Regions from separate parts of the Homo sapiens genome. Here region 1 is linked to region 2. Evidence: read pairs that join two places in POLR2A ChIA-PET (ENCODE). Cell type or tissue: B cell. All regions are shown on one strand. Links, peaks and the distances in the headings refer to the core of each region. The heading gives the core; the rest is flanking DNA.

What was found. Peaks named below come from ENCODE experiments on the same cell type or tissue, not always from the same donor. Only the 100,000 strongest peaks of a DNase experiment are listed, where the experiment ranks them.
Region 1: POLR2A ChIA-PET joins it to region 2 with 12 read pairs; 2 of 35 experiments call an interaction of 5 or more read pairs at or near these places.

The regions. Positions count from the first base shown.
Region 1 is chr6:31,337,535-31,344,089 of GRCh38, reverse strand. No RefSeq gene overlaps it. Among named protein-coding and RNA genes, the nearest start is that of MIR6891, 15 kb to the left of the region's middle. RefSeq lists an enhancer at 6,402-6,555. In B cell, for the core only: no CTCF peak of the experiment used is centred there; a DNase peak (open chromatin) is centred at 4,659.
Region 2 is chr6:30,924,302-30,931,447 of GRCh38, reverse strand. It overlaps VARS2 (valyl-tRNA synthetase 2, mitochondrial), which reads right to left. Exons shown (of 30, transcript NM_020442.6): 26 at 6,888-7,094; 27 at 6,063-6,174; 28 at 5,729-5,904; 29 at 5,440-5,568; 30 at 4,989-5,339. The coding sequence ends at 5,238. It overlaps SFTA2 (surfactant associated 2), which reads left to right. Exons shown (of 3, transcript NM_205854.3): 3 at 1-95. Among named protein-coding and RNA genes, the nearest start is that of SFTA2, 4.3 kb to the left of the region's middle. In B cell, for the core only: no CTCF peak of the experiment used is centred there; no DNase peak of the experiment used is centred there.

The sequences.
Region 1 (6,555 bases), core at 1,556-6,555, 410 kb before region 2:
CATTCTTTTCATAGGCAAGTTTTTCATTGCTCTCCTGATTAATCATACGGCCAGGACATTAGTCACTCCCTGTAAGTCAGTAAAAACTAAAACGTAGGAGCTTTATTATTGTTCAATTCTTCCACCACTGCTAAGAAAACACCATGCAATTAAGTCCACAACAGCTTTTCTGTTTTTACCTTCTTTGATCAAAGAGGTGGATTTCCAAACATTATGTTGTCCATTCATCTTGCAAATGCTGTACACAAACCAACCAGCTGTTAGTGGGTCAGTTGACTGATACTGCAGTTCAAATCCCAGGGCTGTCTGCTATAGAGTTCCATCTTGCTCAAGGGAGGTCAGTGTTTTGTTTAATTTACACCTTCAGTGAATTGAATGAAGCCCACCCACATTATAGACATTAATCTACTTTATTCAAAGTCTGGCTATTTATGTGTTAATCTCATCCAACAAACATCCTCACAAATCATCCAGAATAATGCTTGACCACTTATCCAGGCACGACGCTTTAGCCAAGATGACCAATAAATTTTTTTTTATTATTATACTTTAAGTTCTAGGGTACATGTGTACAACGTGCAGGTTTGTTACATATGTATACATGTGCCATGTTGGTATGCTGCACCTGTTAACTCATTATTTACATTAGGTATATCTCCTAGTGCTATCCCTCCCCACTGCCCCCACCCCACGACAGGCCCCAGTGTGTGATGTTCCCCCCTGTGTCCAGGTGTTCTCATTGTTCAATTCCCACCTATGAGTGAGAACATGCGGTGTTTGGTTTTCTGTCCTTGTGATAGTTTGCTCAGAATGATGGTTTCCAGCTTCATCCATGTCCCTACAAAGGACATGAACTCATCCTTCTTTATGGCTGCATAGTATTCCATGATGTATATGTGCCACATTTTCTCAATCCTATCTATCATTGATGGACATTTGGGTTGGTTCCAAGTCTTTGCTATTGTGAATACTGCCACAATAAACATACATGTGCATGTGTCTTTATAGCAGCACGATTTATAATCCTTTGGGTATATACCAAGTAATGGGACCACTGGGTCAAATGGTATTTCTAGTTCTAGGTCCTTGAGGAATTGCCACACTGTCTTCCACAATGGTTGAACTAGTTTACAGTCCCACCAACAGTGTAAAAGTGTTCCTATTTCTCCACATCCTCTCCAGCACTTGTTGTTTCCTGACTTTTTAATGATCGCCATTCTTACTGGTGTGAGATGGGATCTCACTGTGGTTTTGATTTGCATTTCTCTGATGGCCAGTGATGATGAGCATTTTTTCATGTGTCTGTTGGCTGCATAAATGTCTTCTTTGGAGAAGTGTCTGTTCATATCTTTTGCCCACTTTTTGATGGGGTTGTTTGATTTTTTCTTGTAAATTTGTTTGAGTTCCTTGTAGATTCTGGATATTAGCCCTTTGTTAGATGGGTAGATTGTAAATATTTTCTCCCATTTTGTAGGTTGCCTGTTCACTCTGATGGTAGTTTCTTTTGCAGTGCAGAAGCTCTTTAGTTTAATTAGATCCCATTTGTCAATTTTGGTTTTTGATGCCATTGCTTTTGGTGTTTTAGTCACGAAGTCCTTGCCCATGCCTATGGCCTGAAAGGTATTGCCTAGGTTTTCTTCTAGGGTTTTTATGGTTTTAGGGATGATCAGTAAAATTAATTATGACATTCTTCAATATAAGAATACTCTGAGGAAATTAGCCTGTGATCTAATAAAACAAGGAGCAAACAACTGTTTCTAAAAATTTACAAGCAATAGTCAAAAAGCCCTCCCTAGAGATTGTTTCTCACGTTCACTCTATAATTCTGGGTTAAAAAAAAAGCACGTATTTGTTGAAAACCACAGAAGAAGAGAAAATTGAAAAAGCGAAAGTGAAAAAATAAGAATAATAATAAAGATGACAGCAGTTATTTCATTGGAAACAATGCAAATGAGGAGACAGATGAGCAACATCTTTAGAGTCCTAAAAGGAAAATGCTGTGAAACTAGATTCTATTCCCAGAAAATAATGCCTTTTTCAAATATATATGTATAGTTTTAATTGACAAAGTATAATACATTCGTGAGATATTGTTTAATGTATTGATATATGTGTACCCTATGTAATGATTAAATTAAGCTAACACACCTTGAATATATCTATCAAAAAATAAAGGGATTTTAGGCCAGGCATGGTGGCTCATGCCTGTCATCCCAACACTTTGGGAGGCCGAGGTAGGTAGATCACGAAGTCAGGAGTCAAGACCAGCCTGACCAACATGGTGAAACCTCGTCTCTACTAAAAATGCAAACATTAGCTAGGCATGGTGGCATGCTCCTGTAATTCCCAGCTACTCAGGAGGCTGAGGCAGGAGAATCACTTGAAAATGGGAGGCGGAGGTTGCAGTAGGCCAATATCACACCATTGCACTCCAGCCTGGGCAATAGAGTGAGACTCTGTCTCAAAAATAAACAAACAAACAAACAAACAAACAAATGGATTTTAGACATACAGGGAGTGAAAAAATAACCAGCAGACCTAAACTATAATAAATGTTTCAGTCCTCTAGGCAAAAAGAAAATTAAGGGACTAGTTGGCACAGCATTTAATGATGAAGAGACAACTTCATCGCCCCCTCCCACTGAGACAGAGAACACAGCCCCAGGGCCTGGGAATTCCTCAACCCAATCCACCACCTTGGGCACCTGTGCACTCCTCCTGGGTACCTGAGGTTGGATGCAATCACCTTAGCTGTCACCTACCTGCAAACACCACCTATGGGCATCCCACCCAGCCTATCGCATCTGCCGCTAACAGTGCACACTGCTTGGGACCCAGAGAAGCAGCCCACCACTGCCACTGCCAAGCTGGCTGCCCAGGAGCCGAAGTCCCCAGCACCTACCCAGTCAACCACTGCCACTACTGCCATCCAAGCAAGCCACCTGGAAGCCCAGGAATCAGCCCACCAGTAACCACCAACACAAATGCCAGTATATACCACCTTGGGGCACAAAGATAGGAACACTCAGCACACCACTGCCACCACTGGAGCCTGAAGACTGTCTCATGTGGCATCTCAGTCCCCAGCACATTTTCACCACAGCCTCACTAATAACCACACCCTAATGCACAGAAGAAATCACAGATACCATTAACACTGTCTACAGCCAAAGAAATTATACAGAGGCCATAGTACTCTACTATGTACTACACCCAGAATCAAATCCAAAGTACCCCACGCAACCAACACCATAGACTCATCTTCAGGAAAATGCTCTCCACTATGAAACAAAATTCAAAAATAGGAAGAACTGACTGTTATATCAGATGCAAAAATATTAACGTTAGGACACAGAAACATGAAAAAGCAAAAAAGAAAAAAAAAGCCGCAAAGGAAGACAATAGATCTTAATCAAAAAGAAATTTTCAAGATTCTAGATAAAGGACTCAAAACATTCATTTTACAGAAGTTCAGTGAGATACAAAAGAATTCTGAAAAAAATACAAAGAAAACATAAAAATAATTCAGGATACAAATAAGAAGTTTACAAAAGATATAGATTTAAAAAAAAAAACAGAAATTCTGGAATTAAAGAATTCATGACATGAAATTCCAAATACATTTGAAAGCTTCAACAACATACTAGGTCAGGCAGAAGGAAGAATTCCAAAACTTGAAGATATACATAGTGAAATAATTCAATAAGACAAAAACACACACAAAAAAAGAATGAGCAAAGCCTTTGTGACATTTGGTACAATATAAACAACCAAATATTCAAATTATTGGTATTCTCAAGAGCAAAGAGACAAAGAACAGATTAGAAAACCTATTTAATGAAAGAATAGATGAATAATTCCCAACTCTAGCAAGTGATTTAGACATTCAGATACAAAATGTTCAATAATTCTGAGAAAAATACAATGCAAAAAGTTCCTCACCATGGCATATAATCAGACTTTCTATAGTATAAGGTAAAACGCAAATCCTAAAAATAGCAAGAGGAAAGTGTTTAGTCACCTATAAAGGAAACCCCATCAGACTAACAGCAGATTTCTTTTTCTTTTTTCTTTCTTTTTTTTTTGAGATGGAGTCTCGCTGTGCTGCCAGGCTGGGGTGCAGTGGCATGATCTCGGTTCACTGCAACCTCTGCCTCCTGGGTTCAGGTGATTCTCCTCCCCCAGCCTGCCAAGTAGCTGGGATGACAGGCACACGCCACCACACACAGCTAATTTTTTTTTTTTTTTTTGTATTTTTAGTAGAGACGGGATTTCACCAAGTTGGCCAGGATGGTCTCAATCTCTTGACATCATGATCCACCCACCTCAGCCTCCCAAAGTGCTGGGATTACAGGTGTGAGCCACTGTGCCCAGCTCTAACAGCAGATTTCTTAGCAGAAATCTTACAGGCCAGAAGAGAATAGGATAGTATAATCAAAGTCCTGAAGGAAAAGAACTGCCAAGCCAAGAGTAATAAACAAAACATAAGTATTCTTCATAATTGAAAAAAGAAATTATCTTTCCAAGACAAGCAAATGCTGAAAGGCTTCATTACCACTAGACAGGGCCTACAGGAAATGCTCAAGAAAGTCCTAAACCTGGAATTGAAACGACATTTTCAACATTTCCACATTATCACCATGAAAACATACACAAGTATAAAACTCACTGGTAAAGCAATCACACAAAAGAGGAAGAGAAAGGTCTCAAATGGTCCTACTACAGAAATCCACCAAACCATAATGACAAGCAATAAGAGAAAAAGACAGTAATAAAGGACATATAAAACAACCCGAAAACAACAATGTGATAGGAACAAAGCTGTTGGGAACAGGCCTCCAAAAATCTGGCCGTAAACTGGCCCCAAAACTGGCCATAAACAAAATCTCTGCAGCACTGTGACATGCTCATGATGGCCATGATGCCCACGCTGGAAGGTTGTGGGTTTACCGGAATGAGGGCAAGGAACACCTGGCCCACCCAGGGCGGAAAACTGCTTAAAGTCGTTCTTAAACCACAAACAATAGCATGAGTGATCTGTGCCTTAAGGACATGCTCCTGCTGCAGATAACTAGCCAAACCCATCCCTTTATTTTGGCCCATCCGTTTGTTTCCCATAAGGAATACTTTTAGTTAATCTATAATCTATAGAAACAATGCTTATCACTGGCTTGAGTTAATAAATATGGGGGTAAATCTCTGTTCAAGGCTGTCAGCTCTGAAGGCTGTGAGATCCCTGATTTCCCACTTCACACCTCTATATTTCTGTGTGTGTGTCTTTGATTCCTCTAGTGCCACTGGGTTAGGGTCTTCCCAACTGAGCTAGTCTCGGCACAAAGCCTCACATATTAATAAAAATCTGGAATGTAAACAGATTAAATTCTCCACTTATAAGATTTAGAATGGCTGAATGGGTAGAAAACATGATCTAACTACATTCTGCTTACAGAAAAACTCACCGGTAATACCACCTCACCACAATCCATAGAGACAGAAGGTAAAAGAATGGCAAGAGGTTATCTATGGAAACCAAAAGTGAGCAGGAGTAGCTATACTTATAGCAGATAAAATAAACTGTAAGTCAAGAACAACTTTTTTAAAAGATAAGGAAGGCCATCACGTAATCATAAAGAGATCCTTCCAAGAAGAGAATAGAACAATTCTAAATATATATGCACTAAACACTGGAGAACCTAGACTCATAAAACAAATATTACTACATCTAACAAGAAAGATAGACTCCAATACAATAATAGTAGGGGACTTCAACATCCCAACCTCAGCATGAGACAGATCATCTACATAGAAAATCAAGAAAGAAACATTGGATTTAAACAGAATTTTACACCAAATAAAGCTAACAGATATTTATAGAGCATTCTATCTAACACTACAGAATGTACACTCCTTTCATGAACACATGGAACGTTTTCAGGGAGAGAGCCTATGTTAAGCCACAAAACAAGTCTGAACAAATTTTCAAAAATTGAAATCATTAAATATCTTCTCTGGCCACAATGGAATAAAACTAGAAATATACACCAAGAGAAATGTTGGCAACAAGACCAATACATGGAAATTAAACAACATGCTCCTGAATAACCATTGAGTCAACAGAGAAATTAAGATGTAAATTAAAAAGTTTCTTGAAACAAATGAAAATGGAAACACAACATACCAAAACCTGTGGGATACAGCTAAACAGGGCTAAAAGGGAGGTTTATAGGAATAAATACCTACCTAAGAAAAGTAGAAACATTACAAATTAACAATATAACAATGAACCTCAAGGAACTGGAAAAGCAAGAAAAAAACACATCAAAAATTAGCAGAAAAGAAATAATAAAGATCATAGTAGAACTAAATAAAGACTTTTAAAAACCATGTAAATGATCAACAAAGTGAAAAGTTTGTTCTTCAAAAACATAAACAAAATTGATAAACCACTAGCTAAACAAACCTAGAAAAAAAGAGAGAAAATTTGTTAAGAATAAAAGTTCCTCTTCAAAGTTTTCCTTTTTGGTTTAGAATGATAAGTGTTAAGAAGATAGTTCC
Region 2 (7,146 bases), core at 2,147-7,146:
GGCCGGGGATGCAGGAGGCAGGCCCCGACCCTGTCTTTCAGCAGGCCCCCACCCTCCTGAGCGGCAATAAATAAAATTCGGTATGCTGAATTCAATAACTTGCTTGACTCTGTGGGTCCCTGAGCACAGAGCTGGCAGGAAGTGGGGGTTGGATGCTCAAGTCTCTGACTGTCCCCCTGTTGAGCAGAGGGTTCCAGGGATGGACAATGTCTCCCTCAACACCAGTGTCACAGGCCTACAAGGCATCTGGGGAGTTGTTTGGGGACACACACACCACACACATATACGCATGCATAGGAACACACACCAAATTGAGATCTTTGGAACACCTGGGAATAAAGAGAAGCAACATTTATTGAAGTCCTGCTTTTCTCCTGCATCCCTATTTCGATGCTTGCAGCAGTCTTGAATGTGGCATACTAGGTATCATTATCCTATTTTACAGATAAGGAAATTGAAGCTCAGAGAGGGCAAGTCACTCACCTGAGATCTAATAGCAGTGGAGAAGTCAGGCACTAGACAGAGGTCTTGGTTTAAGCAAGATTTTTATTTCATTTCCCTTTGCTTAAGCATTGGGGCCAGGGGCTCAAAAACCAAAGAAAGAGACATAGGCAGAACACCCCCAGGACATGGTTCCCCTGGCCCATGGATCCACACAGGTAATTGGGGTGGGAGGTGGGTGGGCACTCAGGTGAGAGATGACGGGTTCAGCTTGTGAGAGGATGCCCAGCCAGGCGCAAGTGCTGGGGAGGAGAGGCCAGGTGCAAGCTGAGCCTGTCCTGGTTAACCATGTGAGTATGAGGTGACACCAGCCCACATGTGAATTCCTGGGCATGTTTCTTATCCTCTTGGAGCCTCCATTTCTTCACTCGCAAAATGGGAACAATGATGGTACCTGCTGTAGTGTGACAGGTCCCCTACCAGGTTACTTAACGGTGTATGCCACTGCCTGAATCCTGAAGGCCAGGTGGCGAGCCAAGGTCACGGTGCCTGGCCGAGGAGCAGGTGTCCCTGAGAACCCAAACATCCCGGAGAGTATCTGGGAACCCACCAAGGAAAACAGTCCATTCGCACACACACAGTCGGCAGAGTCAGAAAATTAGCTTGAAAGCAGCTTTAGCATGGGAGGCAGCACGGATCTCTAAAGCTGTCCTGCTGCCATCCAGGAGTGCCTTGTATGTAAGTCCTAAAAAACTCATCTACTCACCAAGCTGGACTTGTCTGAGTCACTTTTTGGCCTCTCAGCTCCCTCCCAGTTTGGGGGAAGGTTTTTGTTGTTGTTGTTTTGTTTTGTTTTTACACAATTCTGAGTTTTTCTCATTATTCCTGCACCATCAGGTTGTTGTGAGGATCACACAGGGAAGCTACTTAGGGACATATCACAGCCTGTCTTATAGGTCGTCGGCAGGATGGTAGGGATTGCTGTTAGGATGGAAACCTGGTCCCAACATATAACTCCTAGTCCCCTGGGGTTCAGGGTCCTCCTTATGCTGATTTCTGAGGCAGGCACTCCTGACCACCTTCTCAAGATTATCTTGGCCAGGCGCAGTGGCTCACTCACGCCTGTAATCCCAGCACTTTGGGAGGCCAAGTCAGGTGGATCACCTGAGGTCAGGAGTTCAAGACCAGCCTGGCCAACATGGTGAAACGCCATCTCTACTAAAAACACAAAAATTAGCTGGACATGGTGGCATGTGCCTGTAGTCCCAGCTACTTCGGGGAGCTGAGGCAGAATTGCTTGAACCTGGGAAGCAGAGGCTGTAGTGAGCCAAGACCATGCACTCCAGCCTGGACTACAGAGCAAGACTCTGTCTCAAAAAAAAAAAAAAAAAAAAAAAAATTGACTTCTCACCAGCTCTCAAAACACAAACTTGCAGCTCAGACTTGAGCAGTGGGGGGTACTGATAGGATTGCTCTCTGTCCTCTGTGGTACCCACTCTGCCCCCCACACCTACACAACCCTCCATTATCTCCATATGAAATTGGAGACTGACTCCTTTGGAGACAGAAGACAACAAGAGTTCAGTATGGAGCATCACTGAAGATGAGGGGAGCATAGAAAATGGCAGGGTGGAAAAAAAACACTTAAAAAATTGGTCTACCTTCCTTCACAACTGTCCTGGGACAATTAGCCCCCAAGGAGAGGTAGCAGGGGGCTCCAAAGGAGACTAGTATTTTATGACTTGCCCCTAGCCTGCAGTAATGGGCAGGTGACGCCCATGGGGCAGCTGTGAGGATCCCCAAACAAGTTGGGGGACTGGATATCTGAATGTCCAAGAGGTTGGTAGAGCAGACAGCTAAATGCACCTCAACCTGGTTCCTAGACTTCAGGGCCTGAGATCACCAGGATGTGATTTCCAGATTATTTTTCTCAAAGAATTGTCTCCCAAGGCTCAAAACAGAGCAGTGCAGTGAAGAGTGCTTTGGGGTTCACCAGACCTGGGGGTGGCAGAGACTGCTAACTGGCCCCCCTAACAGCCATCCTCCTCCTTTTGGATAGTCATGTAGATTTCAACTCAGCATGTGGATCATTACATTTCCCAGCCTCCCTTGCAGCTAGCTGTGGCCATGTGATCACGTTCTGTCCAATAGGATGCAAGTAGAAAGGAGGTGGGCAACTTTCTGGTAGTATCCTTGAAAAGAAAGGAGCTTCCATTTCAGAGGAGGAAAAGCAAAGTTCTTGAAACAGCCTATAAGGTCTTAGATCAGTGCTTTCCAATAGAACTTTCTGTGATGATGGAAATGTTTTATAACCGTGCTGACGAACATAGTAGCCACTGGCCACATGCAACTACCAAAACACTTGAAATATGGCAAGTACGACTAAGAAACTGAACGTTTTTATTTTATTTAATGCTTTAGGTAGCCAACTGGCTACCATTTTGGACACAAGCCCCAGATTGTCCGCCTTGAGTCTTCCCTACCCCCCACCAATTCCCCACCCTCACCTCTGTTTCTCCACCTCCCACCATCCTCCCCTTCTCACTCTGCCCCACCACACTGGTCTCCAGGCTACTCCTCGAGCTGTCTGACCATGCCTCTATCTGTTTTCCTCTGGCCCTTCCCTTTGTCTGGAACGCTCTTCCTATACCTCCTACAAGCCTTTGCTTAAACCTCACCTTTACAGTGAGTTCTGCCCTGACCCACTATTTAAAAGTACAACCTGCCCCCCGCCACACAAACACATTAGAGTCCCCTTACCTTGTTCTATCCTTTTTCCCTCCCCTGCATTCATGACATTCAAACATAGTATATCGTTCACTCATTTGTATGTTATTTCTGACTGTCCTGCTAGAAGGAAAGTACTACAAGGGCACAGAATTTTGTTTCACTCACTGATGAATCTAAGTGTCCAGAATAAGGCCCAGCCCATCCATAGCAGGTGCTCAAAAAAAAAAAAAAAAAAAAAAAAAAAACACCTTGCTGAAACAGAGTAAAAAGAAAAAGAAAACTGCCCATCCCCTTCTTTCCCTCCTCCCTCTGGGTGGAAATGCAGACACGGTGATGGGAGCTGGTGCAGACCTTGGACATGAAGTTTGACAATGCATCAGAATGGCAGGAAAATAAGATTGAAGGAGGTGTGGGCTCCCATTATTGCAGATCTCTGCACTACTTATGCCCAGCAGAAGAAACATCCACCTCATCTAAGCCACCATTATATTTGAAGTTTAGTTACAGCAGCCAGAAAGAGCCTGCACCTAATTTATTGGGTTAGGTCCCAGTGGAGACTTTTCTCTGAGCACACGTCTTCATCTCCAAAATGGGGGCTGGGCGCAGTGGTTTATGCTTGTAATCCCAACACCTTGGGAGGCCAAGGCAGGTGGATTATTTGAGCCCAGAAGTTCAAGACCACCCTGGCCAACATGGCAAAACCCTATCTCTACAGAACAATTTTAAAAATTAGCAGGGCAGGGCTGGGCATGGTGGCTCATGCCTGTAATCCAAGCATTTTGGGAGGCCGAGGCAGGCAGATCACTTGAGGTCAGGAGTTCAAAACCAGCCTGGCCAACATGGTGAAACCTTGTCTCTACTAAAAATACAAAAAAAATTTAGCTGGGCGTGGTGACAGACAACTGTAATCCCAGCTACTCAAGAGGCTAAGGCAGGAGAATCACTTGTACCAGAGAGGTAGAGGTTGCAGTGAGCCAAGATCTCACCAGTGCACTCCAGCCTAGGTGACAAAGCAAGACTCCGTTTCCAAAAAAAAAAAAAAAAAAAAAAGTAGCAGGGCACAGTGGTGCACACCTGTGGTCCCAGCTACTCAGAAGTCTGAGGCAGGAGGATCACTAGAGCCCTGGAGGTTGAGGCTACAGTGAGCCATGATTATGCCACTGCACTCCAGCCTGAGCAACAGAGCGAGACCCTGTCCCAAAAATAAAGTAAAAATAAAAATCTCCAAAATGGAGCTAACACCCGCCTCATGAGGTTTTCAGTAGGATTAAATGGCATTGTACATCTAGCACCACAGAGGACCCAGCCCAGGACAGGCTACTCAGAGCTGCTGGACAGAATGTACTCTGGGCGTGGAAGGGCCAGGCCCTTGAATTCCATGGAGATGAGATGGTGTTTGGCGTGGGTAAGGTGGCTGGCTGTGCTGTGAATGTGTAACTCAGAGGCTGGGCACTCAGGTGTCAGAGCACAGAAGGTGGGGGCACACCATCTGCAGCACAGCCTGCAGCCCATCAGGTCTGGAGGAAGTCCTACTTCTCTCAGCACCTCTAGGGATACAGCCAAGGAGCGGGGAAGCTTCCATTTAGTGAGAAGTGGAGGAGAAAGAGCCTGCAAAAGCCAGGGCACTGTCAGTTAGTCCAGAAAGTAGGTAGAACCGGAACCACTGTGCCCATACCCTACCCATGACTAGAAAGTTCCTCTTCCTCCAGCGAGGACCCCTCCTCCTCTTTTCCCAGACCAAGCTCTCAGGGGACAACTCAGAAGCACAAAAGTCACCACTGGGAGCAAAGGGGACCAAAGAGCCATAAACAGACATGTTTGGGATTTCAAAAGTTTATCTCAATCTCCTCATTCCCAGACTTCCAGGTGGGAGGCAGGCCGGGCAGTAATGTGAGCATCTCAAGGACACCACAGTCACTGCGACCAAGCCAGTCTGTGTCCTCATTTACACAATGAAGGCGATGGACCACATAGTCTCTGACGTCCCACTGCACCCTGACAGCTGACAAATCTGTTTGTCCTCAAAGACAGGTCTGAGAGGGAGGAAAACTGATGGGGATGATGAGTTAGAGCTCCGGGCTCCCTGGGGCTGGAGGCTCATCCATCAGCTGCCGGAGGTGAGAGGCTGCCTTGTCCAGTTTTGACAATTCCAGCTGGAGGGAAGAAAGCTGGACGAGGAGAAAAGGAGGTGAGGATCCAGGAATGAGGCCCCTCCTGGCCCACATTCCCTCAGGGGTGGAGCCTTCTGGGGGCCTCCCTCAGCCTTACCTTTTGTTGCCTCTGAGTCCCTGCCTCCCCTTCTGATGGGGTCCTGGCTGTGAGGCTGTCAAGCTGCTTCTGCAACTTGTACCTTCGGGCGGCTAACAGAGGTAGCTGGATCTGCGGGTCCACCAGGCCCTGGGGAAGAACAGGGAGAAAAGGCTCAGACATCCGCCTGCTGCCAGGCCTCCATCCTCCATTAGAAGGTCCCTTCCCCTACTTTATAGAGCCCAGCCCCTCCCTTCCTCCCAGCATGCTTCCCAAGCCTGCCCTAACCCTCCCCATCCCCTCTGGTCACCTGCAGCTCCATGTAGACTTGAGCCGTGTCACTGAGTGGAGCCTGGGCCCAGCCGGAGGGAGCTGCTGCGCCTGGGGGTAACAGGCCCACAGCCCCACAGTAGCCCAGGGTGCCCAGGGGCTCCAAGAAGGCCTCGAAGAGGCCCTGGTCCCCAGGCTCTGAGCTCTGCAGCAGCACTGGAAAGAAAGAAACTGTCAGGGGCAAGGCCTCAGCTCCTGCCTCCCTTCCTACCCTGCACCTCCTAACGGGGGGGTTGGCCCTTCAGGCTCTGCTCTTTTCCCCACCAGCCCCCTTTTCCTGCAGGGATCCGAGCCCAGGACCCGCCTTGCCTCACCTCGGGGCCGGGCTTTGGTGAGCTGGTACGTGGCTCGGAGAGCCCTTAGCACCTGCACGACCTCTTGGACCCGGGAGAAGCGCCGCTCCAGCTCTGGCTGGCGCCAGTGCTCCTGGCAATGGGGGGGACCCAGAATTGGCAAAGGGGCTCCTGGGAGACTCAGTACCAACCCTGCTGGCTCTCTTCTCGACCCATCCACCCCATCTCCTTAGGGCAATGAGATCTGTCCTCAGCACCACAGAAAATCCACTATCTCAAGGAACATGACAAAAAGTGAGGCGTCATTTAAGAGGTTTTAGATGATCAGTGTTTGATGCCTGTTTAGTTGCTGTGATTGAAATGGCCAACCAAAAATAAATTAGAATTTAAAATGAATTAGTCAAAACTCAAAACCAAATAAGTATAAATTTAAATAGTTAAATTTTAAAATAATTTTTGGGTGAGTTCATAGCATTTATCCTTCTGAAGTTATTAAAGCTGCACTGAGATTTTGGGGACACCCTATTACTAACTTATCCAACCCTCATCACAACCATAACATATACTATTACTGTTCCTAGTTTAAACATGCGGGAAACTGAGGCTCGATCACACAGCTCAAAAATAGCAGTCTAGCAACAGAGTCCTGCTCTTGAGCACTACGCTAATACTGTCCCTCAAGACCCTAGGGTCATCGCAGCAACCCTGCAGGAACAATCCATCTTCCCCAGGGCTCCACAGTAAAGTACGAACCATTCCTGCAGATGAGCCCCCTGCAGCAAACCCCTTCAGAAGGTGCTCCCCCCCATTCACCCACAGACCCACTCCAAGGTGCTTGGGACTCACCAAGCTGCAGGCGCTGGGGTAGGGGGCAACCGAGATGCTGGGGGCAGGGGGGCAACCAGGCCTGGGGGGCAGCCTCTGCCAGAGCTCTTCAGCCAGGAAGGGCATCAGTGGGGCCAGGAGGCGGAGGCCGAGGTCAGCGCAGGAGAACAGGACCTGAGGGGGCCCCAGGGGGCGGGGCGAGTGCCACAGCACGGGCTTCACAGCCTCCTGGAGAGGAAGCCAATGGTCAGAGGACAGGTCCAGGGCCACAGCCCTCCTC